2 separate regions of the Mus musculus genome follow, and region 2 is linked to region 1. Evidence: chromatin loops called from intact Hi-C (ENCODE). Cell type or tissue: left cerebral cortex. All regions are shown on one strand. Each heading gives the region's core, and the rest is flanking DNA. Links, peaks and the distances in the headings are about the cores only. Region 1 holds the start of Ddx56 (DEAD box helicase 56). Region 2 holds the start of Ykt6 (YKT6 v-SNARE homolog (S. cerevisiae)).

Evidence for each region. Peaks named below come from ENCODE experiments on the same cell type or tissue, not always from the same donor. Only the 100,000 strongest peaks of a DNase experiment are listed, where the experiment ranks them.
Region 2: it touches region 1 in a loop (2.3-fold over the local background); 3 of 42 quality-filtered maps call a loop at or near these places.

Annotation. Positions count from the first base shown.
Region 1 is chr11:6,253,218-6,269,481 of GRCm38, reverse strand. It overlaps Ddx56 (DEAD box helicase 56), which reads left to right and starts at 1,753. Exons shown (of 14, transcript NM_026538.3): 1 at 1,753-1,822; 2 at 1,903-2,064; 3 at 2,511-2,671; 4 at 2,800-2,970; 5 at 3,076-3,166; 6 at 3,726-3,970; 7 at 4,687-4,806; 8 at 5,245-5,358; 9 at 5,449-5,543; 10 at 6,746-6,819; 11 at 6,936-7,025; 12 at 7,761-7,866; 13 at 9,862-9,935; 14 at 10,224-11,937. The coding sequence starts at 1,763. The coding sequence ends at 10,301. In left cerebral cortex, for the core only: CTCF peaks have their summits at 7,599 (motif pointing right) and 9,460 (motif pointing right); a DNase peak (open chromatin) is centred at 7,608.
Region 2 is chr11:5,949,954-5,966,217 of GRCm38, reverse strand. It overlaps Ykt6 (YKT6 v-SNARE homolog (S. cerevisiae)), which reads right to left and starts at 10,460. Exons shown (of 7, transcript NM_019661.4): 1 at 10,214-10,460; 2 at 6,839-6,921; 3 at 4,930-5,030; 4 at 3,777-3,881; 5 at 3,460-3,525; 6 at 1,556-1,657; 7 at 1-209. The coding sequence starts at 10,317. The coding sequence ends at 174. It also overlaps a transcript of Gck not described here. In left cerebral cortex, for the core only: CTCF peaks have their summits at 7,281 and 10,945; DNase peaks (open chromatin) are centred at 5,978, 6,745, 10,493, 10,882 and 2 more places; H3K4me3 peaks cover 1,978 bases; H3K27ac peaks cover 4,106 bases.

The DNA.
Region 1 (16,264 bases), core at 3,827-11,826:
ACACCCCCTATCCCCACCTTGGAAACAAACAGATTTCTGGCAGCATTCAGTTATGGCCAGATTCAGTCGTGTATGTGAGGGATATGGTAGGTAGGAAAATGACTGCCTCAAAGGTATTTCCATCCTAACTCCTGAAACTTGTGAATGCCATTCAGCATGGCCAAGATTGCTGACCAGATAACTTTAAAGTAGGGAGTTAGTCTAGATCAGTCATTCTCAACTTGTAGGCCATGACCCCTTTAGGGGTCAAATAACCCATTCACAGGGTCCACCTAAGACCAGCAGAAAAGACACATTTACATCATGATTCATAAGAGTAGCAAAATTACAGTTGTGAAATAGTAAAAATGATGTTCTGGATGGGGGTCACTTCAACGTGAGGAACTGTATTAAAGGGTAGCAGCATTGGGAAGGTTGAGAAGCACTGATCTAGATCATCAGTTTGAGCTCACTGCAGTCACAGGTGCCAGAGTCCAGCGTTTTGCAGTTAGGCTTCTAGCCCCACCTTAAGTCTCCCCCTTTTCCTCTCCTTTGCTGCTGATTGAGACTCTAAGGCATCATGCACGCTAGGGAAGTGCTCTACATTGATCCTGTTGCCCACTTAATGACCCCTTTTATTGGTCTTTTCCTTCAGCTCAGCCCCTCCTGTTATCAGGAGGGCTTTCCCTTTCTTAATAGGTGGTCACTATAAGACCCTGTTGGTAAATGTTTTTAGTCCCCACCAATCTCTTTTCTGTTATTGCCCTAACAATAGTTACAGCGCCCAGAAGAAATGGGCCTAAGGTCAACTGACACTTTTTTGGCTTTAGGTGTTTTAAGAGGTCCCAAGGAAGGGTGGTAGTGCATGCCTTTAATTCCAGCACTAGGGAGGCTGAGTCAAACCAGTCTGGTCTACCTACCAAGTTCCAGGCCAGCCACTACATAATGAGGCCATGTCTCAAAAAAACCAATCAATCAATCTTCCCCAGGCAGTGATGGCACATGCCTTTAATCTCAGCATTTGGGAGGCAGAGGCAGGCGGATTTCTGAGTTTGAAGCCAGCCTGGTCTACAGAGTGAGTTCCAGGACAGCCAGGGCCACACAGAGAAACCCTGTCTTGAAAAAAACAAACAAACAAACAAAAAAAAAAAAACAAAAAAAAAACAAAAACAGAAGAAAAAGTCCTAAGGACATTCCCTGGTAAGGAATTCTCAAAGAATGGGCCTTATTAACATGTGTAACAAAGTCTGATTTTCGTTTTCTGGGAAAGATGGTCCCAGGAAGGGTTCGAGTCAACTTGGCTCTTCTTCTAAGAGCTGTTAAGGATTGCACCGCGTGTTGGCAGTATTTGTGAAAATCTTCATAGTAGCTGAAGGCCTGATTTAACATTTATCTTAGGTTAGCAACTTGTGCCGCGATTTCTGCCCAGTGAGATTTGCCTCTGGTTACCCACAGAACCCTAATTCCTTTGCGCATGTGCCTAAGTGGCGGCTGCCTCCCTTTAGCCAAAACGCGGTCGATCCCAACCATAACCTAGCAAAGCCCTGCCCACGTCACTCTGTGGGTCAGGGAAGGCTGAGGCGCCAGAGAAGAGGCATCCACAATTCGGAGGGCGTTCAAGGGACAGCATTGCGGAACGCTCCTGCGCAGAGCCAGCACAAATTGGTAGCAACGTCGGACACCCAGGAGAAAGTACTTCCAGGAAGTGACGTACCTTCCAGAGCTGATTAGTTGTTGGTTTGTCCCGCCCTACGCGTGCGCACTGACAGCGTGGAGTCACGCCATGGAGGACCAAGAAGCGCTGGGTTTTGAACACATGGGCCTGGATCCCCGGCTCCTGCAGGTATGGGGTAGGCTGTGGAGCTGCTACCCGGTGTGCCGCTGTACTCCACGCCGCTTGAGCTGCGTCCTCTTCCTTCTTAGGCTGTCACCGATTTGGGCTGGTCGCGACCTACGTTGATCCAGGAAAAGGCCATTCCTCTGGCGCTGGAGGGGAAGGACCTCCTGGCCCGCGCCCGCACAGGCTCCGGGAAGACCGCAGCTTATGCTATTCCGATGCTTCAGTCGCTTCTCCACAAGAAGGCGGTGGGTAGCGAGAGGAGCAGTGAGTATGAGGCAGGACGCTCCAAAAGAATAGGGAATGAAGTGCCCGACTGTGCCAAGGTTCCTCCTATAGGTCCTGTGTCAGTGTTAGGCGGCCCATAGAGAACTTGGTCAATTTGCAGCTTAATCTCTGAGCTGGAGTTCAGGTTACTTGGCTCTCAACCCGGGCCTTGGTGCCACGACCGCCATCCTGTTGTAATTTTGAGTAACCTTTTATCTAGAGGGGGACTCATCAGCTCCGTAGTACGTTAAGTGATTTCAGCAAGTTCTAAATTTGAGTGCCTGGGAAAGCTCTGCCCCCTGTGCTGTGAGGTGGGCAGAATTAAGAGTTTATCAGGACACAGCTAGGTGGTTGTGTTGCAGTACATGGTTCTGACTGTTTGGGCGGACCCAGTACTTTGAACGGTCTTGAATTGGTGTTCTTACAGACAGGTCCTGTAATGGAGCAGGCTGTGAGAGGCCTTGTTCTTGTTCCTACCAAGGAGCTGGCACGGCAGGCCCAGGCCATGATCCAGCAACTGGCTGCCTACTGTGCTCGGGATGTGCGAGTGGCTAACGTCTCAGCTGCAGAAGACTCAGCTTCTCAGAGGTGGGTGAAACCTGCAGGCCTCCAAAGGGAGAACGCTTTGCAAGTGTGTGCCCTTGGTGGTGTGAGTGGCTAGCCTGGGCAGGTCTGCCAGGGCGAGGGTCTGGCTGCTAAATCCTTGCCACCTGCAGAGCTGTGTTGATGGAGAAGCCAGATGTGGTGGTGGGAACCCCATCCCGAGTGTTAAGCCACTTGCAGCAGAACACCTTGAAACTCCGGGACTCCCTAGAGCTGCTGGTGGTAGATGAAGCTGACCTTCTTTTTTCCTTTGGCTTTGAGGATGAACTCAAGAGTCTTCTCTGGTAAGGAAGAAACAGAAGTGGCTCCTAGACCTGCAAGGGTCTGGACTTGGGACTGGAGTGGAATGGGTGGGCTGGAGCCTGATCAAGCCCTGTTCTTTCTTTCAGTCACTTGCCTCGGATTTACCAGGCTTTTCTCATGTCGGCCACTTTCAATGAGGATGTACAAACTCTGAAGGAGCTGGTACTGCATAACCCGGTAAGTGGAGCATCTGGGACTGAGACCCAAGTCTCTGAACTTGTTGATCCTTCTCAGGAAACTTCTGGCGCTTGCGGGGGGACTATTTTTGTTAGGTATGTCTTTCCTAATTCTTAATCACTGAAAGGAAGTCACTTGAAGTCATTATATATTTATAGCTTTCCCTAGTCCAAACTGTGCTTTGCTTGGAAGTCACTTGGGGTCACGTTTCCAAAGGGAGCCAAATTCTAAGACCAGAGTTCCCCTTGTGTACATTTCAGTCTTCTACTTCCAGCCATTGTGCAGGCTTCTATTCTGTATCCTGTCTACTCCCAATGTTTGTCTTTGTGCTGTACACTGATGCTGTATGTATAGTTTGTTTCTAATACCACAATAGTTAGGGTACTTTTGAGTTCTTAGGTTACAGCCCTGAGGTGGGGTGGGGGATGGGGCAGTGGCTCACACACCAAAAACCCTTAAAGACATGTTCTATCCTGCACTAATGTAGTTGCTTTGGTTAGTGAGGCAGTGTCCACAGAACCACTTCTCTTTCCTGATCACAGGTCTGTCCTCTTCCTAGGTTACCCTCAAGTTACAGGAGTCCCAGCTGCCGGGGCCAGACCAGCTCCAGCAATTTCAGGTGGTCTGTGAGACAGAAGAGGACAAGTTCTTGCTGCTGTATGCCCTGCTCAAGCTGTCACTGATTCGGGGCAAAGCCTTGCTCTTTGTCAACACTCTAGAGAGGGGTTACCGGCTCCGTCTTTTCCTGGAACAGTTCAGCATTCCTTCCTGCGTGCTCAACGGAGAACTCCCACTGCGCTCCAGGTCCGCTGTGTCTGTCTTGATAAAGATAAGCTGAGAAGAAACATGGAAGGAGAACCCAGTTGGTTCTTTCCCCTTTTACGAGATGGGTTATGCTGTATTTGTAGTCCAAGTTAGCCTTGAATTTAGAGCAGTCCTCAGATTTCTAAGTGCTGAGATTAAATTTGTGGGCTGCCTCACACAGCTGGTCTTATTTCTTCTCCTCCCGCCTCTTTGCAGTGTGAGGGATTGAGCCCAGAGCCTTGTTCTTGCTAAGTAAGCACTCAACCACTCAGTTATACACCTAGATCCCTTTTCTGTTCTGTAACCACTTGCTAGGAGCTAGCCTCTCAGTATGATGACAACTCTGAAATAATTAGCTGCTGCTCCATTAAGGAAGAAAGGAAGGAAGGAAGGAAGGAAAATTACGAGTGTAGGTGTTTTATTGCCTGTGTGGTTTATGTGTCCTACGTGCGTAGCTGATGCATAGGGAGGCCATAAAGGGTGTTGGATCCCCTGACATTGGATTTACGGAGTATTAGTTGCCATGTGGGTGCTGGGACTAGGACCTGGGTCCTCTGGAGAGCAGCCGAGCGTTTAGTCCTTGAGCCATCTCTCCAGGTCAGTGCTGTAGTTTTCAGCTGAGGAGGCTGAGGTGCGGATCTGAGGATAATAAAGGAGGTAAAGAGAGAGGGAAGGAGGATGGTTAGGGTCAGGCTGGTCATCCCCTTGGATTGCAGGTGCCACATCATCTCACAGTTCAACCAAGGCTTGTATGATTGCGTCATAGCGACAGATGCTGAAATCTTGGGACCCCAAGTCAAAGGCAAACGTCGAGGCCGCGGGTCCAAAGGAAACAAGTGAGTCCACGGTTCTCTTTTTTCATCATTCCTCCGAGAGGACTGTTTTCAGCCTCTGTAAGACTGAGCCAAAGTGCATAGAGTGAGTGAGTTGTCAGACATTCTCGGTGGTTATACCTGGCAGTCCCACGGGCCCTTGCTTAGCTTCCTGGGCAGACATAGAGTAGAGGGTGATGCCCACATGTGCAGCACAGAGTGTCAGGGTCCCAGAGGCGGTTTATGGGTCAGTATGTTCTGCTATTGCCCAGGGCTAAGGTCAGGGCACAGGTTTGCCTGCATGTCAGAACTCCGGTCCACCCTCCAACACCCCAGCTCCTGGAGTGATTCTAATGTTTGGAGGTCTTTCAGCTTTGCTTAGAGGAGAGATGGCTTAGAGATATATGTGAGAACACATTCCCAGAGGGTGAGTATCTGTCTGATACCAGGTTATTTTCTCAGGGCCTCTGATCCAGAGTCAGGTGTGGCTCGGGGCATAGACTTCCACCACGTGTCTGCGGTCCTCAATTTTGACCTTCCTCCCACCGCAGAGGCTTATGTCCATCGAGCTGGCAGGTAGGAGGATGGGGCGTGGGGTGAGCTGGGGCGTGCGGAAGGACAGATCCTGTGGGCTAGTGGTACACGCTTGATCTTCTCCCTCTGCAGGACAGCTCGAGCCAACAACCCAGGCATAGTTCTGACCTTTGTGTTGCCCGCGGAACAGCCTTTCTTGGGAAAGATTGAGGACCTTCTGAGTGGAGGTAAGAGCCCGTGGTATGACTGCGAGTCTAGGAGCCGGGCTTCTCCCAGCTCACCTGGCGAGCAACTCCAGTGTCTAGTATGGTACTGCACATCTTTCATTGCAGAGCACAGGGGTGAGACAGGATGGCTGACTGACAGTTTGAGGCTAGGCTGGGATACATAGTAAGAACTTTTTTTTTTTTTTTCTATTTTTAAATCAAAGAATGGGGCTTGAGAGGTTGATCTGTGGCTGAACACTTGCTGCTCTTTCCTGTTTTTAAGATGTATGTATGTATGTATGTATGTATGTGAGTACACTGAAGCTGTCTTCAGACACACCAGAAGAGGGCACTGGATCCCATTACAGATGGTTGTGAGCCACCATGTGGGTACTGGGAATTGAACTCAGGACCTCTGGAAGAGCAGTCTTAACCTCTGAGCTGTCTCTCCAGCCCCACTTGCTGCTCTTTTAGAGGACCCAGGTTTAGTTCCTAGCACCTGTTTGACAGTTCACAGACATCTGTAACTCTAGCACCCTCTTGGCATCTGCAGGCACCAGGCATGTAGGCAGTATACATATGTGCATACAGGCAAAACACAAAAAAAGTAAAATAAATAAATCTTTTTCTAAATCCAAGACAAATGAGAGGAGGAAGCCTTATATATAGCAGGCTCCCAGCACTGGAGCCTGAGGTGGGAAGAGAGTTCTAGGTCAGCCCAGGCTACATAGCTAGTTGGAGGCCACCCTGGGTTATATAATGAGGCTCTGTGTAAAATGCTGAGAAACCTGGAGTGATAGCAGACTTCTACCACTGTCCATTATCATCTTTCCCCGATGACAGACACTATGTCCTTTCATATAGTGACTAAAGTAATACTCTGCCATGTTCACTGACTGCTTCATAGTCAGGAGTTAATTAAATACTCTGCTCTGTCTGGACTCAGTTGCTTTGAGTGGGTGACGTGTGCCCTGTTGCAGGCAGCAGCCATCATCATGAGGAGTCTTGTGGGTGGTGGGTTGTGAGCCTGAGGCTGATGACAGGCACACCGGGCTGAAGCACACACCCCTAACCTAAGTGTTTTGGGAGCTGCTTTTAGACTCAAAGACAGTGATGCTGAGTCTCATGGTACAGCCTCATTTCAGAGAAGAGGAGCAGGAGGCTACCAGGGGAAGGCCTTACATGGGCCCTGCCCTCAACCTTCACAACTGCCTTCTCCCCAGAGGGCGAGGCCCCCATCCTGCTTCCATACCAGTTCCAGATGGAGGAGATTGAAAGCTTTCGTTATCGCTGCAGGGTAAGCTTGACAAAGGTGGGGAGGAGGGATGTTGTGGAGTGAGCTGTGACCCAGGGATTATACCCCATCGATGAACACGCGGGTCTAAGGCCGTCTCACCCCTGGTCTACCCACAGGATGCCATGCGCTCAGTGACCAAGCAGGCCATTCGAGAGGCGAGACTGAAGGAGATCAAGGAGGAGCTTCTGCACTCAGAGAAGCTCAAGGTGAGGGCTTGGAGCTCAAGGTGAGAGCGGACAGCTGAATGGTTTGCTGGCCTTTGGCAGGGAGAGGTAGGAAACCAGTTGAAAGACAGCTGTCCTGCTGGGAGGGTGGTAGACACACTTCACAGTGTGCACTCGGTTAATTATAAATGAGCATACATAGTGTATGTGTGAACAACATTATTGGGAATACTATTAGAATCATTACAACATTATTTGGAAGCCCTGTAAGGTCCATACTAGGGTTCTTAGAATGTACAAGCCATACCTAGCTGTTACAAAGACATGGAAGAGTGTGGAGAGGCTGTTGGTGTTGATGAAGAACAGTCTGTAAGAAGATAACTAAGCTTAAGTGATTCAGAGTGCCTATGTTTGTGTCTTAGAGAAGTAAACAGACATGTCCTTGTACAGGGTATATCCTTGTACCCATTTTGGAGACTCTAGTCTAGCATCAGTGCGTGAATAAAGGCTCTAGCTGCCCCACATTGTGAAACTCTGGTGTGTGAGAAGGGACCTCCAGAGTAGACAGATTTCCTGGAGGTAGCATTGTCTGGATATGCTACAGCATGCAGTGCCTTGCTTGGCCAGCAGAGGGCAACTGTGCAAGCCATGAGAAGCTTGTCCTGGTTCGTCCTAGGCAGTTGCTGTCAAGGAGGATGAAGAACAAAGTGGTAGGCAAACTTCACTTCACTGTGACGCTTTTTGTGCATTTTAAATCTTGTGCTCTCTGTCCGTTAGACATACTTTGAAGACAACCCCAGAGACCTTCAGCTACTTCGCCATGATCTGCCCTTGCACCCGGCAGTGGTGAAGCCTCATTTGGGCCATGTCCCTGACTATTTGGGTGAGTGTGGCTGAGGGTCAGAAGTCTGGAGGACAGAGCCTCGCTCTTGGCCATCTTCCACCAGCTCCTGTGCTTGGTGCTGGGACAGCTTGTGTGTGAGGGCACTAGAGACCAGGCAGTTCAGAGTACGTGAGCACGAGCAACCATGCTCCATGTACCAGCTCGTGCAGCTGTGTTCCACCCGTCTATCTCATCATAACTGGGTTGCATTGTGGAGATGAGGAAACTGGTTGTGCAGAGTTGGTGGCATATTCCAGGGTTTGGTTGAGTAGGAAAATGAGCCAGTGACTGGCTTCCCGTGTTCTCAGGATGCTGAGCACATTTGAGGGAGAGTCCTGACTCAGGACCTTGTGCTGGGGAATACTCTAGATTGGCAGGCACCAAGCTGAAACCACTGTGGTTTGAGGGTAGGGGCAGATGAGGGGGGCACACGGTGCTGAGGGAGGGAAGGTATCTGTTCAAGCTAGCTGGTCCTTCACAACTCAGGAAGGCTCTGGGCTTTCCCTTTGGATGTGTAGTGTGGGGTATTTTTGGCAGTGAGTATCCCTGCCTTCCATGCTTACAATAAACAAAGAAGAGTTGATAAGACGGTGGCCGGCCAGTTAGCGTAGGCTCTCCATCATTCCTGATCCTACCTGCCTGTAATGGAGTCAGTTTGCTAATGTGATGTTGCTGCTTTGGAAGTGACAGAAGGGCTGGGCAGTTGTGGTACACGCCTTTAATGCTAACACCCAGGAGGCAGAGACGGGCAGATCTTTGTGAGTTTGAGGCCAGCCTGGTCTACAGATGGAGTTCTACAGCCACAAGGGCTATGTAGAAAAACCCTGTCTCAAAAAACCAAAACAAAACAAAACAGGTGACAGGAAGGTATGGGAGAGACATACCAGGGCCGACAAGGTTTGAGTGTGAAAGGGCCCAGGAAAGATGACACCAGACCTAGGGCTGCAGGCAGGCTTCTAAGGGATAGTGAGCTGGAGATGACCCCACCCTTGGTCTGTGTCAGAAATGCTAGGAGGCTCCCTTTGGCCTAAAGCACCTACTAAGAGCAAAGTCACTCACTAAGAGTGAGCCAGGAAGTTTGCAAGATCCGGGAAGGTCTGACATGTTAGATGTGGCCTATCCTGTTGAGGTGCCTGCTCTGAGGCTAGGCCCAAGATCTTGTGAAGTTGGGGTGGAATACAGAGGGAACGGGAGGAGCAGTAATAGGGACTAGAGAATTTGCAGTTCAGGAGCAGCACAAAGAGAACCCACCCTCTGACTTCTCTCTTTTTAAATGCCTCACCCTTGTAGGCGTTTCTTCCCTCCCTCCCTCCCTTTCTCTGTGCCGTGTACACACTCTGCTATGAATATGCCATAGCTTCTCTTGTTATGTGTGCTTTGCATTAAATGTAATCACTACAGACATGATTTAGACAGTGGGAGCCTATGGAACTAACTTTAATCTTCTGTTTGCGCACATATAACAAGTAATTGAGTATTGGATACTCTTCCCTTCAGCCCCCTCCCCCGGCCCCACTTTATGGGTTTTTGTTGTTGCTTTGTTTTTTAAGATTATTTATTATATGTAATACACTGTAGCTGTCTTGAGACACACCAGAAGAGGGCACCAGATCCCATTACAGATGGTTGTGAGCCACCATGTGGTTGCTGGGATTTGAATTCGGGATCTTCAGAAGAGCAGTCATTGCTCTTAACCACTGTGCCACTTTATGTTTTTTTGAGACAGGGTTTCTCTGTTTAGCCCTGGCAGTTCTGGAACTCACTCTATTGACCAGGCTGGCCTTGAACTCAAACCCTCCTGCCTCTGCCTCCTGATTACTGGGATTAAATGTGTGCACCACCACTGCTAGACTGAATTGGAGTCTGTGCTGTAAGTGTACAGAGTAATGCTGAGAAGGGAGTGGCCAGCACTGAAAGCCAGGTCTCACGCTATAGAGAGAACTGTGTAGCTGAAGTAGGGGTGAGGCCATCCCTGAGGCCCAGCATCTCTTCCAGTTCCTGCTGCTCTTCGTGGCCTTGTACATCCTCGAAAGAAACGGAGAAAGGTGCCCTTCTCTAGGAAGGCTAAGGTACGTCTCCCACGATGCCTGGCACAGAAGCAGTGCTCCTTCCCACCATGCCCTGCATCTTCAGCAGCTGAGGGAGGGATGGGACTCCCAGGAATGGGGGTGGGTTTGTGGTATTCGCACAGCTGCCTGAAGGCCCTGTGTCTGCCCACAGTAGCCTCCCTCACGTCTGCAGCAGCTAGCAGTTTCTGGCTTGTGGCACAGGGATTTGGTCAGGTGTCAGCACTGCTCATGTCTGTTGGGACCATCTGACTGATTCATCAAACTAACTTTCGACTTCTGCTCTTGTAGAAGGTGAAGGCCCAGAACCCACTGCGTGACTTTAAGCACAGGGGAAAGAAACCTAAGCCCGCAGCAAAGCCTTCTTGAGGTTGCCTGAGCCTGAGGACACTGAATTGGGCATCCTGGCCTGGATGGAGTGGGCTTTCTGCTCTGTTTGTGGGCACATTCTGGTGCTCAGTGTGTGGACAGACTGTACTTTGAGGAAGCAGCTTTGGACACCCCATCTCCTTGGTACTACTGGGCTGCCATTTTGTCCATTAGCAGAATAAAGATTCCAGCTGCCCCGGGCTGTGACCCTCTGGAATGTGGGAAAAGATTGCTTTCCCAAATCTCCGGAGTTGACAGAAAAGGTGGTGTTGTCTGGCTCTGCTGCTGCCTGCCTCAGTTGGCAAGCCAAGGCCAGGTGTCCTGGTTCTGCCGGTCCAGTGTTGGGCTGTGACTGACCCAGAGCCCTGTCTGTAGTTCCTGCAGTTCTACCACCCCAGATCAGCAGACCGAAGAGCTTGTGTTCTTCTAAGTCAGGGCATTCCTGACCATAAGCCCCTGGATCTCCCCAGCATACGCATGTTCACATTCAGAGGAAAACATCACTAAGCCCTGGGAGCCAAGGCAACTAGCGTCCCTTTTTGGATGAAAGATTGTGACAGTCTGTGTGTTTGTTTCAGAAGCACAAGTGGTAATATACGGAATGCACACCTACAAGACCCCTCCTCCATGTCCCAACCTGAGCACTGGCTGCAGGGGGCTTCAGAGGAGGTGATGCTCTGCATCCTCCCTCAGCATCCTCCTACCTGTCCTGTATACCAGTTACTCTCTGCCTGGCTGCTTGTCACTTGCTTATCAGGCATCGGAAGGCCAGGCTGGGGTAGAAGAGAAGTCAAGCCTGAAGTTCAGCTTTGGTTCTAGTCAGGGGGTGTGGCTGGAGGGACAGGGTGAGGCTTGGGGTTTCTGTGTCTTAACTCCAAGGGTCTCCAGGACGCTGGAGTATGTAGCCTGGGAAGACGGGGATTGTCAGTGGTAGATGTATTCCAGAGCCTCGAAGCCCACAGTGTCATGCTATCCTGTGCTCAGTTGTAGTGAGAAAAAGATGAAGAGTAGCCCTGGGGGCCAGGAAGATGGTTTGTAGATAAGTGTTTGCTGTGCAAGTAGTGAGGGCCTGGGTGTGCTTCCTCAGCACCCATGGAAAGACAGAGTGGCAGTCTGCATCTCCAACACCGTTGTGTGCCTTTAGGCAGGGAGGGAGTGCAAAAGGGCTTGCTGGCTAGGCAGTGTAGACAAAACAGGATGCTCTAGGTTCAGGGAAAGACTGGATCCTAAAAACTAAGATGGAGAGCAACAGAGAAGACCCACTGTGACCTCTGCATGCAGAACAGCATGCATCAGCATATGCAAAAACAGCAATTCCTGGCCTTTGCCGCCCTGCTTTGCTGACAGCCCTGGACAGTTCGGTGGACTGAGGTGGATGTTGGTCCATGCCTGCTGTTCCTGTGGTACTGTCTGATTCTGTCACTTTCCTTACCATGGTGAGGACATGTGCCCCAAACCACCTAGTTGTTAGGGTAGTTCAGTGGGGCTCAGCAGGTAAAGGTGTTTGCCTGTAAGGTGTGTGAACCAAGGCCAGTTCTTAGGACCCTCATGGTGGGAGGAAAGAAGAGATTCTCACAAGTTCTCTGACCACATATTTGCAATGGCTTTTGTGCTCCCATACCCCATAAATAAATTCAAAAGCAATCCAGTAAAGATGGGGTCACACAGCAGGTGGGGCGAGGTCAGGTTTGGAGCCTGGCCTGGTCAGCAGTACAGGGCTAGCTGTGTGGGTTGTTACTGCAGTAGCTGGCGACTGTTCTGGGACCTGCCGTTACTCAGGCCTACACTTTGGGATGAGATAACTTAGGCTGTGGAGAAAATGTTCCCTGTTTTCTGAGTCTAAGTAGGGAGAGTATGCAGAGCTTACTACCCTTAAGCTTGCTATTGATTCTTCGTAAGTTTCTCATCATGTACCCCAGTCCCACCCATCTCCTTGTCACCCCGACCCTTGCAGCCTCGTCGTCCCCCCCCCCCCAAAAAAAAAGAAACAAAGCATAGAAAACATTGAGGGAGCTGTAATGTCACAGTGCGTCCCACGGTTTACCCCTGTCCACACGTCTGCAATGGTCTGGTCTGGTTTAAGGCCTCTACCTTCTGTGACACTTTACTGAGTCCTTCCAGTTAGCCTGTGTGTCATGGAGATCCTGCAGCTCTGGGTCAGCAGGGCTGGCCATTTTATGAGCCCTGGCAGTTCACAAATGATGTAGATTTTTGAGGTGGGCCCGGGATCTGCATGGTCCTGAGCTGGCTCTCCCTTATCCACACCATCAGGGTGAGCTCTCTGGCTCTGCTCCAGCTAGGCTGCCCAGTGCCATCATCAGTAGGAGGCAGGGTCAGCTCTCCTGCTCTCGTGACCTTCGAGCCAGCTCCACTGTGCTGCCCAGTCAAGACTTAGCCCTTCCTTTCTAAGGTGCAACCTGTGAGGGGTTAGGCCAACTCTACCACTCTGGGGCTGGTTCACGCCCCAACCCCCACATGCCTTCCCCTTCAGGGCCAGCTCCACTGTGCTGCCCAGGCAAGACCCTGAGCCTGCTCTCCTGAGTGTTGCAGCTGGCAAGGGGCAGGGCCATCTGTCACAGGGGGCTGGCGGTGGAGAGTGGTTACCATTGCTGCGAGGAGGCATCATAACCAAAGCAACTTACTGAGGAAAGGGTTTCTTTTGTTCATAGTTCCTTATAAAGTTCATCATCAAAAGCAGTGAGGACAGGAACCCGAGTGCAGGAGCTGATGCAGAGGCTGTGGAGGCTGCTGCTTACTAGCTTGTCCCTATGCATTGCTCAAACTGCTTTCTTAGAGCACCCAGGACCACTGGCCAGGGCCTCACCCACAGTAGGCTGGGCCCTCCCATATCTATCACTAGATAAGAAAATGCCCTCTGATTCTGTTGTTATAGCTCCCTTTTCATTTCTGATTTTATTTTTTTTTATTTTTTAATTTTTTATTAGGTATTTAGCTCATTTACATTTCCAATGCTATACCAAAAGTCCCCCATACCCACTCACCCCTACTCCCCTACCCACCCACTCCCCCTTTTTGGCCCTGGCGTTCCCCTGTACTGGGGCATATAAAGTTTGCGTGTCCAATGGGCCTCTCTTTCCAGTGATGGCCGACTAGGCCATCTTTTGATACATATGCAGCTAGAGTCAAGAGCTCCAGGGTACTGGTTAGTTCATAATGTTCTGATTTTATTAATTAGGATACTGTCCCTGTGCCCTCTAGTGAGTCTGGCTAAGGGTTTATCTATCTTGTTGATTTTCTCAAAGAACCAGTTCCTAGTTTGGTTGATTCTTTGTATAGTTCTTTTTGTTCCACTTGGTTGATTTCAGTCCTGAGTTTGATTATTTCTTGCGTCTACTCCTCTTGGGTGAATTTGCTTCCTTTTGTTCTAAAGCTTTTAGGTGTGCTGTCAAGCTGCTAGTGTGTGCTCCAGTTTCTTTTTGGAGGCACTCAGGGCTATGAGTTTTCCTCTTAGGACTGCTTTCATTGTGTCCCATAAGTTTGGGTATGTTGTGTCTTCATTTCATTAAACTCTTGAAAGTCTTTAATTTTATTTCTTCTTTGAACAAGGTATCATTGAGTAGTGTTGTTCAGCTTCTACATGTATGTGGGCTTTCTATTATTTATGTTGTTATTGAAGATCAGCCTTAGTCTGTGGTGATCTGATAGGATACATGGGATTATTTCAATATTTTTTGTATGTGTTGAGGCCTATTTGGTGACCAATTATATGGTCAATTTTGGAGAAGGTACCATGAGGTGCTGAGAAGAAGGTATATCCTTTTGTTTTAGGATGAAATGTTCTATAGATATCTGTTAAATACATTTGTTTAATAACTTCTGTTAGTTTCACTGTGTCTCTGTTTAGTTTCTGTTTCCAGGATCTGTCCATTGATGAGAGTGGGATGTTGAAGTCTCCCACTATTATTGTATAATGTGTGCTTTGAGTTTTAGCAAAGTTTCTTTAATGAATGTGGATGCCCTTGCATTTGGAGCATGTTCAGAATTGAGATGTTCAGAATTGAGAGTTCATCATCTTAGACAAATGGATGGATCTGGAGGATATCATCCTAAGTGAGATAACCCATCACAAAAGGACACACACTGATATGCACTCACTGATAAGTGGATATTAGCCCATGTCTTAGTTAGGGTTTTACTGCTGTGCACAGTCACCATGACCAAGGCAAGTATAAAAACAACATTTAATTGGGGCCGGCTTGTAGTTTCAGAGGTTCAGTCCATTATCACCAAGGTGTGAGCATGGCAGTATCCAGGCAGGCATGGTGCAGGCAGAGCTGAGAGTTCTACATCTTCATCCAAAGGTTGCTAGTGGAAGACTGAAGCAACCAGGCATTACATTCTTATGCCCACACCCACAGTGACACACCTACTCCAACCAGGTCATACCTGTTCCAATAAGGCCACACCTCCAAATGGTGCCACTCCCTGCTCCAAGAATATACAAACCATCACAGCCCAGAAGCTCCGAATCCTTATTAGAAGGGGAACAAAATACCCATGGAAGGAGTTACAGAGACAAAATTTAGAGCAGAGACTGAAGGAACAACCATCCAGAGACTGCCCCACTTGGGGATTCATCCCATAAACAACCACCAAACCCAAACACTGGCAGATGCCAACAAGAGCTTGCTGACAGGAGCCTGATATAGCTGTCTCCTGAGGAGTTTTGCCAGTGCCTGCCAAATACAAAAGTGAATGCTCACAATCATCCATTGGACAGAGCACAGGGTCCCCAATGAAGGAGCTAGAAAAAGTACCCAAGGAGCTGAAGGGGTTTGTAGCCCGATAGGAGGAACAACGATATGAACTAACCAGTACCCCCAGAGCCTCTTGGTATTAAACCACCAATTAAAGAAAAGACATGGTGAGACTTGTGGCTCTAGCTGTATATGTAGCAGAGGATGGCCTAGTCGGTCATCAATGTGAAGAGAGGCCTAGGTCTTGTGAAGATTCTATGCCCCAGTATAGGGGAATACCAGGGCCAGGAATGGGAGTGGATGGGTTGTGGAGCAGGGGGAAGTAAGAGGGGAATAGGGGATTTTCAGAGGGGAAACTAGGAAACCAGATAACATTTGAAATGTAAATAAAGAAAATATCTAATAAAAATATATAAAAAAAAGAAAAGAAAATGCCCTACAGTCTTGCCCACAGTCTAATTTTATGGAGGCATTTTCCTAACTGAGGTTTCCTAATTCTCAGATGACTTTAGCTCGTGTCCAACTTGATAATGTAAAATTGTCCAGCCCATTCATCTTAGGCCCAAATGGTCCTGTGGTGATGTGCGATGAGTCAATTGCTTTGGTTGCTAAGGTTGCCTCCTAGACTCAGTTTGGGAGTGAAGTCTGTTTCACTAACCTTACAACAGCACGTCTAAACTGCAGATGAGCCTGTGGCTAGCTATACTCACAGACTCAGGCATGGGATACCTAGGTCTATAGGAGACACTTGGCCATGAGCCCAGTAAGGAAGAGGTAGGGCTTGCTGGAACATGAGGTGTCACCAAGCAGTAGAAAAGCCCAGGTAGTCTCCAGTCTGGGGACACCCTACAGTATGACATTTTCATTTACACCTGGGTGATCTACTGTGTCTTGGCCATGACCTTGTCTAGAGTCAGGAATAAGGCAGTCTGTGTGCAGGAACTTTATGGGAACCAAGAATTGGACCCCTAAGTGGCAGTTGACTCCATAGGTTGGGGCTTATAGAATTTGTTTTAGCCTGTAAGAGGAAAGACACTGTGTGTCCCTCAAGGCTTACATTCTAGGGTAGACATTTGGGCTGTACATAAACTGGGAGATAGTTCTGGTGTGCGAAGCCGGGATGCCGGAGGCTTGAGAAGGGCCACATTTGGTTGGAGAGATGGCTGAGGCAGAAAGGGCAAGAGGAAATGGTGGTCCTGGCGGGTGACGTGTACCAATTCCCTGGTACATTTGAAGGTTAAAAGA
Region 2 (16,264 bases), core at 3,453-11,452, 300 kb after region 1:
CAACCACACATACGAACATCAATGTTCCCACCCTTAAAGCATCCCTCCATTCCTCTTGGGAACTTCAAAATAAAAGCAGCCAGTCTGCCTGGCTCCAGATCCTCTTCTAGACACTGCTTGTCGCCAGGGGCTGATGTGACGTGACGATCCAGCGCCTGCCTCCGTGGGCTACGTCACATGATTGCACAGCAAGAGTTTTGTTTCCGGGCCTTGAAAGAAGAAAAAGAGGAGGCTGAAGAGTACAAGGAGGGCTGGAAGGTGTGGGGAACGCAGCAATCAGACAGAGAAAGCAACACCAACCAGGGGAAGCCCTCAGGGCTGCAAAGGGAGCTGCCCACATGACCCGACGCTGCTTCTACTGCCAGGATAGGCTCCTTATGGTTTTTGTCGCACACTAATATTTTCAATAAATTAATATAGTTCCTACAATCAGACCATGTATAAGCAAAAGAAGCAATCGTGGAAATTGGATTGATGGAGTCTTTCAGCAGTGCTATCACTGCCTTGGCAGAGAAGTATGGTCTCTGCGCATGTCTGCAGCAAGCAGCTGCTACTGAACCGATTCTTGCTTTTTGGCCAAAGCCCACCCTTCTAACCCCACCTGATCATCTTCCTCCAACATTGCAACTCAACATAAATATGCATAGGCAGACTTATCTCTACTATTGTCCCACAGTGGGCCAAGAACACAATGTTGGGGCTAAGGTGATGGCTCAGAAGTTAAGAGCACTGGCTATGCCAGGCAGTGGTGGCTCACGCCTTTAATCCCAGCAGTTGGGAGGCAGAGGCAGGTGGATTTCTGAGTTCAAGGCCAGCCTGGTCTACAGAGTGAGTTCTAGGACAGCCATGGCTACACAGAGAAACCCTGTCTCCAAAAACCAAAAACCAAAAACAAAAACAAAAACAAAAAACCCCAAAAAGAGCACTGGCTGTTCTTCCAGAGGATCAGGGTTCAAAACTCAGCACCCACACGGCAGCTCACAACCACTTGTAACTCCAGTTCAGGGAATTCTATGTCCTCTTCTGGCCTCTGTGGGCAGTAAGCATTTATGTGGTGCACATACATACATGAGGCAAAATACCCATACATATTAAACAAAACAACAGAAATGTTCACAACTGGAAATTTACGTAATGCCTCGAGAGAAGCAGGCAGTCAGCAGGAGGTACCCTGCCAATGGAAGGAAAATGTATAGAGAACTAAGAATCACCTCAGAGACGTGAACTGCTGGTATCTTAAGGATTTATGCCCAAATGTTCTCCCACCAGAGGAATTAGGAAAACCCTGGTGACCAAAGCTGGAACCAATATGGGAAGTGGGTGGTAGCTCTGAAACCAGCAAGGCCTAGCCTTGGTCAAGCAGCAGGATGCCCCAGTGTACGCCGCTCGTCCCTGGAGCCGAAGCACTTGCTTTAGGTCCCCATATCCCAAGGAGTAGTACCCAAATCTCATCTTGGTTAAATAAAGGGCCAGCCCTCATAAAGAATGCTAGAGAAACTAGGTGCAGTGGCTGTGTAGACAGGGATGCCCTGGAGGGCCAGGCAGAGCTACTCACAGTTTTATAGAAGGCTTTCGACTGTGTTCCCAGCACTTCTGACTTGGATACCAGGTCATCAAGCTTCTCGCCTCGCTCTAACAAAGACTCCATGGTGTTGTGCTAGGCAAGAGAGAGAGAGAGAGAGAGAGAGAGAGAGAGGAGAACTCTTGGCTCTGTGCAGTGAAGTGTCTGCTGACAGCAGGCCCTCATGGAAGTTTAATGGCTAGAAGTGCCTCCTCTGGGCCCCTACCCAACAGACACAACAAGCACTGAGACCCAGGCCCAGAAGATACTCCAGTCAAGTCAACAGCACAGGACCCGGTGGCTTTCCCATAATTTTTCCCAGCACAGACTGAGATAAGCACTGCTCTAGGAAAGCTCACACAAAGCATGTTTGTATTGCACTTGTGTACTGTAAGCACACATGTGCAGAGAGGTTTCTGTGTGTCAAGAAAGACATATCTGAGTGCTCTGTGACCGTACCAGGATAACAATGGCTGTCTAAAATTCACATCCATCCAGAGCCTCTGAATGAAACTGTACTTGGAGATAAAGTCTCTGCAAGTGTCATACGCGTAAGAAGCAGTGGTGCAGGGTTAGGTGGCCTTAGTTACATAACCAGCATCTTCATAAAACTACAGATGCAGGCACAGAGAAGCCATGTGATGACACAGGAGAAACTAAGAAACAGTGAGAACTGCCAGCAACTTCCAGAAACCAGAGAAAGGCCTGGAACAGACATTATTCACATGGCCCCAAGAAGGAACCAGTCTGGCTCAAACTTCAACATCAAGCCCCAGCCTCCTACGAGGGAACACATGGCTGTTGTTTGGAGTCATACAGCTCATGATTAAGTCTGAGCATCCATAGGAGACTAGCATAGTGAGAAAGCTGTGTCATCTGACCCAGGAGCCACAGAGCTACCAAGCACTTGAGACAAGTCCTAATATGTGCTTCAAGTGCAAACATAACACATTTCAGAGACTCAGGCTCAGCATGCAGAAAACTTTATTAGGACTGGAGAGATGGCTGGCTCAGTGGCTAATCATACTGGTTGCTTTTCCAGAAGACCTGGGTTCAATTCTAGCACCCACATGGCAGTTCACAGTCATCTCTAACTCCAGTTCCAGGAGATCCAATGCCTTCTGCATTAAAAGGCACTGCATTTGTGCAGTGCTCAGATATAACATGTAGGCAAAATCACCCTTACATATAAAATAAAAAATTGTAAAAGGTAACACTGTATTAATGACTTTTTTATACTAAAGATGTGATGGAAAGATACTTGGACATTCGGATTAAATGAGTAACAGCAAATCTCAACTACTTTCCTTTTTGTCATTTAAAAATGTGACTCCTTCCAAATTCAGAGTTTACACACACATATCAAATACACAATAGGTTACACGCTCACTGACAGCACCGTGACAGGAAGCCTCGAGATGAGGTCTAGTCTGTCAGCACTACAATCTGCCTTGTGGAAACAGGAGGACAGAGATGGAGGCCCTCTGAGGAGCAGTCCTGCTGCCCGGTCCATTTCCTTTCCCAGACAGCCACTGCCAGGCAGCTAGCTGTCCACTGGTGTGAGTGATACCAACTGAGGAGTCAGCCACACTGTCCTTTACTCCTGTACATAACTGGGCAATTCATACAGCAGAAAACGTCAGCTCAAAGCTAGGGTACAGCTCACTGGCACAATGCTTACTAGGACCACACTGATTCCCAACCTGGTCCCCTCCAAGTAGAGGGCACTGTAAAGTAAGATGAGGTATACAGGGAGAGTGACAAAGTTGGTGGAGTGGCAGCCACCACTTCCTGAAGCATGCTGCGACTGTCATTACGTAGGAATGGACGCTGTGTTTGGTCAGCGCACATCCTCCTGTGCTTTGGCGTCATGTTTGCCCTCCACCCTTCCTGCTTACCAGAATGATTTTGGTCTCGTCCAGTTCGGCCTGCACTTTACTCATGGGATCAGCTTCTCGGGGGTTCTAGGAAACAAAACAAAGTCAAGGTTGAGACTGAAGTAGTTACCTATAAACAATGTTGAACTGAGGAAACTACCAATTCTCACAATAAAAAGGCACAGAACAGTGGACTCAAAACCTAGGGTTATCTGAAACGATTTCTCTGTGGTTCTCAAACAGACCATTCACCTGCGCATCAGCCCTGAGCTACCACGGGTGTGGACCTTTTCCAGGTCCCACAGCTTCTGGGACGTCTCTAGATGGTGTTTCTTTACCTGGTATTTACTAAGGTGATCGTCCAGGCCTGTGTACTGGATTGTAGCCGGGGATCCTACTGGCCAGTCTATTCTATCCACCTGCTTGGAGAATTCATCTAGTACCTGCAAAACAAAGGAGACGCAACATAGCTTCCACCCAACTTCCTAGTACCTTCGGTGAAGCACCTTCCCCGACAGCGCTCATCCCACATGAGACTCCAGGGCACCCCAGGATACACAGACATCCAATGGCAAGGGAACTCTCTAGGTTCAAGTTCCTCTTTTTGAATGTTTATCATTAAAATATATCTCAGTAGTCTAGAAGCAGATGTAAAGTGTGCCGAGTATTAGGTAAACTTCATCTGAGGATGCTAAAAGCATCCTCATTTTATACTAGCCCTCTAGTTTTCCAAAGTAACTCTTCAAGAAAGTGAGCTTACCAGGCAGTGGTGGCACTCAGGAGGCAGAAGCAGATAAAGGCCGAGTCTGAGGCCAGCCTGGTCTACAGAGTGAGTTCCTGGACAGCCAGGGCTACACAGAGAAACCCTGTCTCGAAAAACCAAAAAAGAAAAAGTGGGCTGGGTCTTTGGATGTGCCGAAAAGTGCTTCAGTGCTATGAGGGACAGGGCAGTGCTTTCTGTCTCAGGGTTTATAGTGAGAAGTCACTGGGTGCTAAACTCCATGGAGTGAATAGGGATTGTCGTGCTGCAACATGCCTTTAATCTCAGTACTCAGGAGACAAAGACAGGTGAAATTCTGAGTTTGAGGCCAACCTGGTCTACATTATGAATTCCAGGCTAAACAAGGATACACAGTAAGACCCTGTCTCAAAAACAAACAAATAAACAAACTGCAGGAAGCCAGTGGAGAAAGCTGTAGTGACTGCCTGCAGGAACAACAGGAAGAGAACCCGGAACCTTCAGCAGAAACACAGGCAGAGGCTGGCAGCAGTGGCCCTAATCCAGCAGCAGGACACAGGTGACCTGAAGGCCAGAGTCAGCCCCAAGGAGGAAATACACAGAGGCAGCATTTCAAATGTCTCCTGGCTTGGATAGACGGGATGGGGAAACCGTGGCTTCTGGAACATTCACCCCTCGTGCTTCAGACTCTGCACCCACCTGAGTTTGTCTCACACCTGACATCCCAGCCAATCTAGTCCAACAACACTCACCTTCTCCAGCAAGGTGAAGGCCACTCTGGAAGGGTATTCGCTGTCAGCAATGACCACACCTGCCAGACTGTCGCTCCGGACGTAGACATGGCAAAGATACTCTACGGAGACAAGAGATCTCACATAAGAGGAGGGCTTCAGACTGTTGTCAACCTGCCAATGCATCATAATGCTGGTTCTTGATTTCTAGTTCAAACAGAGCCACTCTGAACTATTCTGAATCTTAAATGCTCTGAGCGAGGTCTACGAGAAGGCTCTTTACCACAGTTCTATGGGCCACACCCAGGAGCTCTGACTATTTAATATCCTAGATCCCCTGATAGTATGTGTGTAGCAGGATCTAAATGAGCTGCCAGGGATGAAAAACACACCAAAGACAATTTCCCTAGGAGCAAGTCTAGATCACTGCCCAGGCCAGGTCTGGCTACGTCTTGGCAATTTATGGCCCTCCCCGGCTCCGTGCTGTTCCTAAATTGAGGGAATACCAGACAGGACAAGCTGCTTCTCCTTTCTTAAAATAATCTTGACAGGGTGGCTGAGTAGCAGAAAATGACTTCCTAGGGCTTCAACCCCCTGTAATAAGACAACACAGTTTGACCTTCTCTAGCCTGTGGTGGGTGGCTGGAGGAACTGTCTAGAGAAAGCCCAGATAGCCATGGATGAGGTCTCTGGGGTTATTGCACTAAAGCTGCCTTATGATTACAGAGGGGATGGTTTGCAGAAAAGCCTGAAAATAATCATAATCCACAGGACTGTTGATTTCCATCCCTTGAAAGGATTCAGAAATGACATGGCTAACCGCATCCCCAGAACAGAAGAACCTTGGATGAGAGCTTACAAAACCAACCTCTTGTTTATGGAGCTGACCCAGAAGATTCCAATGTTAAACAGAAAGAAAAACAAAAGAGGAAAAGAGTGTAAGTCCCTGGAATCCGAGAGAAGCAGAGATCAACAAGGACAGAGAGGGATGGGAATTACCATCTTATTTCATATACATTCCCAAATAAGAAGGATCCAAACATGGAGTCAGTTTCCATGGAAACTAAGAAGCTTGCCAGGGTGAGAAATGGTCCTTATGGGATAAAACTGTGAAGGGTAGACAGCAGGAAGGAGAGAACACTGATAGTCACGAGTCTTTTTCACTTCTATGGTAGTCACAGGACAGAAACTCTTCACAGAGAATATACAGCCAGTATACAGATCAGTGATCTATCATCAATTCAGGAACTCTATCCTGAGGCCACTGATTAGGACAGGTCATCTTTGTTTATGCTTCAAGAAATTCATGTAAGATCAAATTTGTCTGTGAAGTGTATCAGTCTGAAATAAATACTCCAACCTGATATCCAAAACCTGAATTATGAAATAAAGGAAAGATCCTGCTGAAAAAGAAAGAGAGAAAGAAAGGAAGGAAGGAAGAAAGAAAGAAAGAGAGAGAGAGAGAGAGAGAGAGAGAGAGAGAGAAAGAGAGAAAGAGAAAGAAAGAAAGGAAGGAAGGAAGGAAGGAAGGAAGGAAGGAAGGAAGAAAGAAAACAAATGTTAAGGAACACAGTATTACCTCAGTGCAAGCTAGAACCTTCTTCTGAAGGCTCTACTCTGGGAGGGAACGCAGGATGTGATGGCTGCTGCTGGACCAGAGAATCAGCGCCTATCACTATTCGGCCTGCCAGGCTGGGGCAGGTGGAGAGCCAGAGTCTAACGAGCAGTGAGTGTAAGCTGTCTAAGTGCAGTTGCACATCAGGGTGCAGCAAGTGTGGACTTCAACATTTGGTTTAGTGCTCTTTATGGATAGGAGAAGCAAGGCGAGGACATGCGGTAGCAGAGGAGCACAGGCCTGGGAGCAGTCACACGGCACGGGCAGCATGTGTGACAGCCAGGCCAGCACTCAGAGGGGCGGGAGTCCTCTTACCTTGTTCTTTGACAGAAGCTCTGCTGCCTTTCCCCGAGCGTTCCACAATCAGTTGACTTGTAAAGGTCATGAATTCCTGCACACTAGGAAATATAACACATATTTACAACCTTCTTTCGGTCACACTGTCCCCAACACAGTGGAAAGTGACCTCCGAGGTTCTCTTGGTTTTATTCATTCCCTCTTAACCTTAGAAACAGTATTAAACCCAATGTAAATGAACACGAAGGTATATAACACCATTCATGTCACACTTGCGTACAACAAACCAGCCAGGTTGTCTGAGAAATCTTCAGGCTACAGCTATCTTAACATTTCACTCAAAACATGATTTGGGGTCCAGTGAGATGGCTCTTTGGATAAAAGCACCTTCTGTCAAGCCAGGAAACCTGAGTTTGATCCCTGGAACCCACATGGTGGAAGAAGAGAAGTGACCCCTACAGGTTGTTCTCTGACTTCCATAGGCATCTCATGATACACTCGTACCCACACACAAGCACACAGAAAATAAAACTGTGATTGAAATCTTAACATGTCTGGGTTCTAGTGTCAAAACAGAAAGCACCTCCTGTTCGAATTTCCAAGAACCAGGATAAATAAAATACACTGCTCTAGAAAAACACTAGTGGTAAAAACTGTCAGGCAGAAAGAAGCATGCCTGCTAGTACTATGGCCACAGGACAGATCCTGGCTGGGAATGTCACAGACCTACTAGGTGAGAGCTAGCTCAGGTCTGCTGAAGCCCTGGACACTGTGGAGGAAATGGAAAGAAAGCCTAGTCAAGGTAGAAGTGGGAGTCACTCATATGAAGCTGCAATAGTGGTTTATCATGGGCCCAAAGAGAGGTACAAATCTGACCAGAATAAAAGAATTTATGGTCCAGCCAGAGGACAGGTGAGAAACCTTCAACTGGAGATGCATGATCAAGGGCAGCCAAGGCCATCAGTTCAAGGTTGATCATTTTTTGAGACGGGGTCTATGTGGCCCTGGCTGTTCTAGAACTCTCACATAGACCAGGCTGAGATTCACCTGCCTCTGCCTCCCAAGTGCTGGGACTAAAGGTGTGCACTACTGTGTCCAGCACTACAGTACTCTTAACTACAATATCTGAAGACCTAGCTCTGAGATTTCAAGTCTTACTAGGTGTCACCCAAATTACTGTGCTGACCTCGATAGTAAAATCAAGACTGGTGCGATAGTTATGAGTGAGTTAATATACACAAAGCAATTGAAACACTACCTGGCACATAATACACTACTATTATTATCATGAGGGAATGACATGATGAAAATAGTCAAAAATATTTCCTTTTTAATTCTCAAGAAAGCCTTTGCAATAAAACAAAAAAAGAGCTATCTAGAGCAAGATGACAGTCGTGTGATTGGGACTACTACTAGTGCACTAACTGTGAGAGACTTTAGTAATCACAGTGACATGAAAGGTAAGACTGCGGGGTCTCACTCAACTGGAACATGTGTCTCTCTGCTTCACTGCTAGTCATCTGACAGTAGATAACATCAGGGTGTCAAAGAATGAGATGATAGCATTGTGAAGCTCTGAGAATCCTCCATATAAACAGAGAGAGAGAAAAACGGAAAGATCCAGAGCCAAGTTGGCACCACAGGTTCCATCCCAGAAGAAGAACACCAAGCACAGAGCAGGGGCCAGGGCACACAGAGGAGAGGAGCAGGAAGAGCAAACGGAGCCAGAGATGACTCAACAATTCCACCTTCAGGGGTGCACACCACAGCAAATTGTAAGCTGTGTCTCTGTGTATCTGAGCATCCACGTGCCATCTGTGTGCAGCTGCATGTGTACGCAGGGAGTCTTTCCTCAGGAGCCATCCACCTTTGTTAGGATGAAGTTGGTTATGCGCTCACAGAGTAGGCTTGAGCAGGGGGCCAGTCATCGCGCCATGATCCCCAGCGGGTCAGTCATCAGGCGCCATGATCCCCAGCGGGTCAGTCATCAGGCGCCATGATCCCCAGCAGGTCAGTCATCAGGCGCCATGATCCCCAGCGGGTCAGTCATCAGGCGCCATGATCCCCAGCGGGTCAGTCATCAGGCGCCATGATCCCCAGCGGGTCAGTCATCAGGCCCTGAGCCCCATCACCTTGTCTCTGTTTCCCTAGCTTTGAAAGTACAAGCATGTGTCAGGACACCCAGAGGTTGGTTGGTTGGTTTGTTTGTTTTTCCTTTTGATGTATTTGGGATCAAACCCAGGCCCCTCATGCAGCAAGCAGTCTCCTGAATGAACTATTTCTCCACTCAAGCTACCTTCCAACCCCTTGGCAAACACTATTCACATAACTATAATCCACAGCAACTCATGTCCATCAGCGGATGGATACATAAACAAAACATAGTGTTTACATAAAACTCAATACTGTATATATTTTAAAGGGGAGAAAAATTTGGTATCTGCAGAAACATAGGTCAACCTTGGGGTCATTCTGCTTAGTAAAATCAGTGGGACACAAAAAGCCAACTACTATATATCCCACTTATATGAAGTCATTAGAACCATCAAAAGCTGAGACACAACCTGAACAAGCAGATTTCCCCAGACGTTGAGTCAAGATGACCACAGGTCCTACCCTGTTGGGCCCTTTTCCTTTTGTGTCTGAGTCACTCCCACAAGACTGGGTATCTGTGCAGCTTACAATTAAAGCACCCCACAATCCTTTACATGCCTACAAGCAATACAAATCCAGTGGTTCCTGCCTAGCTACCAGTGTGGACCCTTCCTGATAATCAAGGCCCAAACACTAAAAAGAATGAGTTTGACCCCTGACTCCCAATCCTTGAGGAATCAACGATTTTACTCATAAAAGAAACACCTCCATACAGAACTTCTGGAAAGAGCTTTGACCAGCGACTTTCACAAACTGTGGGCTGCAACCCCTTTGGCAAACCTCAATCTCCAAAAATACATATGCATAACAGTAGCAAAATTACAGTTATGAAGTAGCCACGAAAATAATTTTATGGTTGGGGGTGGGAGGGTTCCCTCAACATGAGAAACGGTACTAAAGGGTCGCAGCGCAAGGAAGGTGAGAACCACTGGCAACGACGAAATACAAAGGTTAAGACACCAAACACTGGTTAAATCACAGGGTGCGAGGCGTAGTCAACATACTTATTTCTGAGTCCGGAGATCCCAGATCAGAACAGTTGGCAGCGCGTCTGTAATCAATGGCCTTCCAATCTTTCTACAACTGGGCAATACCGCGTAGGGCAGAGCCCTTTCCCAGGGTTGCTAACGACTCCTCAGGTACAGCCTGCCGCCCGAGGGAGGCCAAAGCCGTGCTCGCCCTTCGAGAGACTCGACTCCCTGGACTCCGGGTCCAGCCACCCGGGCCCGGCCCACTTACCTGGACCTCTGGAAGAAACTAAAGGAAGACACGTCGTACGCGGCCTTGAGCAGCACCGCTTTCGGATCGCCTTTGTAAAGGACACTAAGGCTGTACAGCTTCATGGCGCCGCACCTTCGGGCCGCCGGCTGAGCCCCAGACCCGCTCCCAGGAGCGCGGCCACAGTCCCTCAGAACAGCGGCGGCCGCCTCCTGACGGGGCCCGGCCGGCTTCTTCCTCCTAGAGTAAGGCCCACTTCCGGTTCCGGTGGCGAGTTGCTCCAGCCGCTCCTCGGAGGCCCGAAGGCAGGGTACGCGCGTGCGCGGACGGGTAGCTAAGCGGCGGGGCGCGCCCGCGTCCGCCCGGGTCGGCGCCAGGAGGCTCGGTCTCCGCCTGCGTGGCAGTGCCTTGGCGCAGGTTCCCTTCCGGGCTGTCGCGCGGACCCTGGCTGCCGGTGGGGAGTGCTGTGCCGTACCATCGCTCTTTTTTCCCCATTCTGCTAGAAAAACAACCCGTAGCTGTCCCCACTCTATACTTTTGTTGCATTCTATGTGTAACAGCACCAGGCTACCCAACCTCTTCCCTGGGTGTCCCAAGTACAGACGACTAAAAGAAAGGCCCTTCATCCTTTCTCTTGCAATAATAAAAATCAGAAACGTCACTGGCTATGGCCACTCAGCTTGGACACACTTGTTCGACAAGCCAGGCGGCCAGAGGTGTCAGCTATATTCACCTGCACTGACACCATGGCTCCACAGGCGGCAGACGGAGAACCATTTCTGAAGAAAGCCTCTTTATCCAAAGTTGTACAAAATTACCAGGATAGTGACCTTGCAGAAAGAGATGTGGATTAAGAAAATTGATAGCAAGAAGCAGACCTTGGGCTTCCAATGTGAACAGCAAAATGCTTATCAAACTCCCTTACAGCCACTCTTGGCACCTCTTCCTGCTTTTCTCTGACTTTACCCAGCCTCCCTTGGTCCCAGGAAGTCTCATCTAGAGATATGCGAACTCCCCAAGCCAAGCTTGTTAATCAATTTCAAATGACATTGTTTTCCCCTGCGTTTCCCCAGCTGTTATCCAGCCTGAATTCGGTCCCAGTACTTCCGCACCGCAAAAGTTACCCCCCCCCCCCAATCTGTTGGACTCAAAAAATACCTTTTTTGTAGACATGTTGGTAAAAGTGATAAACTATCAAATTCCAAGTCCTGCTCATTGCAGATGTTTAACAATGACGACGATGGTTATTTGCACCATTACGTTAAATGACAGAAAGAAAGAAAGAAAGAAAGAAAGAAAGAAAGAAAGAAAGAAAGAAAGAGGAAGCAAGCCTCATGAGAGGCCGAAGGTGCCCTTGAGGCTGTTAGAAGCAGAGCTTTAAAGGGAGGCTAAAATCTGAGCAAGGTCTACAGATTAGATAAGAGCACTATATCTTTATTTCCAGCTTTCAGTCACTGACTGCCCTGACCTTATAAGAGAAGTCTCTGGTGCATGCATGCATGCACACTAACACACAGTAACATAAATAGATGAACACTATGTATACAACTTACTCCGAAGAGGTCATATGCATACATACCTACATGTAAGTATATCTACATCTATATATATCTATGAACACATATATATGTTTCTATACATGCTTGTATATGAACATATTATACATGTATTAAAGTTCTCTAAAGGAACAGAATTGATAGGACATATATATTAAGAGAGGACTTATTAGATTGGCTTCAGGATGCTGTGTGTGTAAGTAGTCCAACAGTGGCTGTCTCACACTGGAGAAGCATAGAGTCTGGTATTTAAGCAAACCACAAGACTGGATGTCTTAGCAAACTTAATCTTGTGCTGAAAGTCTGGTTGATTCCTAGAGAGATTGGTCTTCAGCCTACATTTGAATCCCTAAATTGGTTTAGGTGTAGAAATACTGCGGTGGCAGGGTAGGTGACCTAGCCAGGGAAGGCAAAAGCAAGCAAGCGACAAGCCAAGTTTCCTTCTTCCACATCCTTCCATATGAATTACCACCAGGAGGTGCTTGCTGCCCAGAGTTAAGGTGGGTCTTCCCGCTGCCTTTAATCTGCTCAAGCAAAGCGCTCACAGGACTGCCCAGCAGTTGATTCCAGATGCGGTCAAGTTCAAAAGCAAGGTTATTCATCACGATGCCAAAGACAGAGCAAATGCGGGGAAAAAAAGAAAAAAAGAAAAAAGATTAAGTGATGCAGATGGAGAGCGTCCAGAAATTTCTGTCCTTGTTCAAGAAACCTGAAAGTATGGGGAGAGAAAAGCTTGCAAAAATAATTCATTGACAAGACAAGCATAGCATCACTGGTGTGGGATGGTGGAGCTCTTATGTCCAGCCTCCCCGAGTCCTGAGATGTCAAAGAAAAGCCCTTTTGCAGAGCAGGAGAGATGGCTCAGTGGGTAAAGGCATCTGCTGCCGTGCCTGATGACCTAAGTTCGATCCTCTGGCCCCAATGGTGGAAGGAGAGATCCAAGTCCCACGTGCACACATGCACACAATAACATACACGTCAGCCCCCTGAATACTCATTCATATGCATGCATGCACACTAACACACAGTAATAATGTTATAGATGATATATATATTTATAATTAAAATGTTAAGGGTTTTTTTTTTCATGAGTGTTACTCTACGTTGTACCCGAGGAGGCCAGTAGAGGGCGTCAGATACTTAGATTCCTGGAATTAGAGTTCCACATGGTTATTAGCTGCCATGTAGGTGTTGGGAACCAAGCATAGAATCTGTAAGAGCAGCTAGTGCTCTTAACCACCAAGGCATCTCTCTAGATCCTAGTTTTTAAAAAGCTTCTTTGAAAACATATTTGTAATAACAGTGTCCATGATGAAAGACCCAGGTCCTATGACTTTGCCCAGTAGATACAGCAAACACCTACCTGCCTCTGAAGCTTTGCCATGCTCACAAGAGGTGTTCATCCCAGCTACACAGCAGAGCCCCTAAGAAATCAAGACGGTATTGAAAGGGATTGCCTGGGTAGTCAGATTTCTATGAGACCAGTTATCAAGCTTTAGGTGTGTGAATATCTACTTTGGTGCTAGGGCCTTGGTCATACTAAGTAAGTTTCCCCTTCACTGGGGTGTACCAGTTTACCCTGGACTGTCTAAGCAACAAGAAGGATAGACATGGCCTACCACAGATTTCATGTCTGCCACTGGCTATGTCAGAACATGTAGGAGCTTTTGGAATCAGTGAAACAGGTATTTTCAGACTGCCTTCCCTGCGTGGGGCTTTCCCGAAGCCATATTTTTCCTAGAGTCAGCCTTTCCCAGCTGAGGACAAGCTGTACTGGACAGATGCCAGCCACTTGAACTGGGAATACATGGTCATTTAGGCAGCTGGCTTATCTCATCCATGGTACTTGATGGCTTCGGGTCAGCACCTCACAGAAAGTTCAGACGGGAGGCTTCCGAGAAAACAGAGAAGCAGGCAGGAGATCCTGCAGGCAATCCTCCTGCTCCACAGCCTGCATGGACTTCCCTCAGCCTTAGTGCGTGTGGGTCCCATCTGAGAACATTGGTTATATGTTATTTTCAAACCGATCTGCCTTTAAGGAGTGGAAGAAAAAAACTGTGGTGTTTGGGCTACCTTTATGATAATGGCCTTTTCATCCTCCTAATAAATATTGCCAAGTAGGGTAGATTCTATACGAATGCTCTTAACCCATGGTATTAGCAAATCATGTAGGTGCTAATAATGAATACTGGATGCAGTCAGTACAGGGATATAAAATGGAATGTAAGAGCCTGTTGCTATGAATGGTTAGCTAACTAGATGTTGTACAAGAAATGTTGACGTTATGACGTGTGGAAACTTGGTATTGAAGATGTGGACTCGAAACTTTGTGGATTTTTTGATGCCATGATAAAAATGTGAAGAATACTGTTCCTTACCAAAAAGAAGAAGAAGAAGGAGAAGGAGGAGGAAGAGGAGGAGGAGGAAGAAGAGGGGGAGGAAGAAGAAGAGAAGGAGGAGGAAGAGGAGGAGGAGGAAGAAGAGGAGGAGGAGGAAGAAGAAGAGAAGGAGGAGGACTAGGAGGAGGAGGAGAAGAAGGAGAAGGGGAAGGAGAGAGTAGCCAGAACATTTGGGGTGCCATCAGAATACCAGATACTCCAGACATAGTCACAGAAGGACTGGTTTGTTTGTTAAATAGGTGCTTTGAAAAGTTTGTGGGGAAACCTGCAGTGAGATTGTGTGTCTTAGAAATGATAGGCAAGATTCATCCACAAGAATGCGACAAGATGGCTGCCTGAACAAGCCCTGAACATTAACAGCACCAGTAGACCTGCTTACACGGAAGAAAGCAATCTCATAGGCCCTCACCCCAAACAAAGACTACAGACAGCAGAGGAACTGGAGAGCAGGAGAAATTGGGTCTCCCTTTTATGAGCCCCCTAACTGGTTGTCAAATACTCAATGGTCAGCCCTGAAATCATATGCACAAAGTAATACTAGCGCAACTGAACAGATTGTAGCTGTGTGTGTGTGTGTAATGATAACAAAGAAGAAAAGGCCCCATGTTAGAGAGGGAGCAAGGTGGGCATGGAGGTATGGAAGGAGTTGGAAGGAGGGGTGAGAAGGGGAAAGTGATGTAATTATCTTTTAATTTATAAAAAAATAAAAAATGGGCTGGTGAGATGGCTCAGTGGGTAAGAGCACCCGACTGCTCTTCCGAAGGTCTGGAGTTCAAATCCCAGCAACCACATGGTGGCTCACAACCATCCGTAACGAGATCTGGCGCCCTCTTCTGGAGTGTCTGAAGACAGCTACAGTGTACTTACATATAATAAATAAATAAATCTTTTAAAAAAAATAAAAAATAAAATATTAGAATAAAATGTAGAGGAATATTTTTAATTTAACAACTTGGGTGTGGCAAAAGCTTTCTTCAACAAAAACTTAATCCCTCAGATAAGAAAAGACTAGAATCCACGACGTGGATAGATACTTCTGTATGATGCAAGACACTATTTATCAGGTTGTAACTTGAGCAGAACTTGAGTTGTAACTTGTTGGGAAACACAACACCCTTGGCAAACAAAAGATTACTAGATATTTTAGATGAAATATAAAAATACTTTCCACAACTGATAGGTAGGAAACAGTTCAATAGTAATATAATTATTGAACAAATAATCCTTAAAAGAAGAAATCCAGAGGAATAGCAAGTTAGGGGAAGAGAGGGTGTGTGTGTGTGTGTGTGCGCGCACATTTATAGCCAAAATAGATGATATACTTAAATGAACATGCCATTATAAAACCCATTATTTTGCATACAGTTTACATATGCTAATGAATACTTAAAAAAAAAACATTGGGATTGGAGAGAAATGGCTCAGTGGTTAAGAGTTCAATTCCCAGCAACCACATGATGGCTCACAACCATCTGTAATGGGATCTGATGCCTTCTTCTGGTATGTCTGAAGAAAGTGACAGTGTACTTATAATTATAAATAAATAAATCTTTAACCAAAAAACCCCCATAATTTCAACAACAGATATGTCCTGGTCTGAGGCTTCCAGGCATAGAAATAGAAACACACAGAGTGTGGAGCCAGTGCGGTTCAGGTCCGCCATTCCAGTTCAGGCTTCAGACCAAGAGAAAGGGAAAAGAAGAGACAAGCAACAAGAAGCTTCCTCCAGGCTGGCAGCCAAGCATGCCTTTCCTGTTCTTTTGGTTCTCAGATATAGAGGGCTCTGCTCCTTAGTGTGATAGGCACCAAGGCACTGACCTGGGAACTAAGCAGGTGGTAATGTCTACCAAGCTGGCAGTCACTGTGGTGACAGGGTGACAGAGTGGTCACCATGGTGACAGGAGTAGAGAGGCCTTTGGCAATCAGTCCCAGTTTTCTGCATGGTGGCTCTAATGAGACAATGGTCACCATAGAAACCACAGGCCCTCCCAGGAGCACAGAGGCCCTGACAGGAGACATCTACTCCACACCTGGTTGGAACAGAAGCACCGACTGTGACTGAGCCCAGAGAAGAAAGCTGAGGCGTGAGGGACAGAGAGTTACCTGTTGCCTCATTA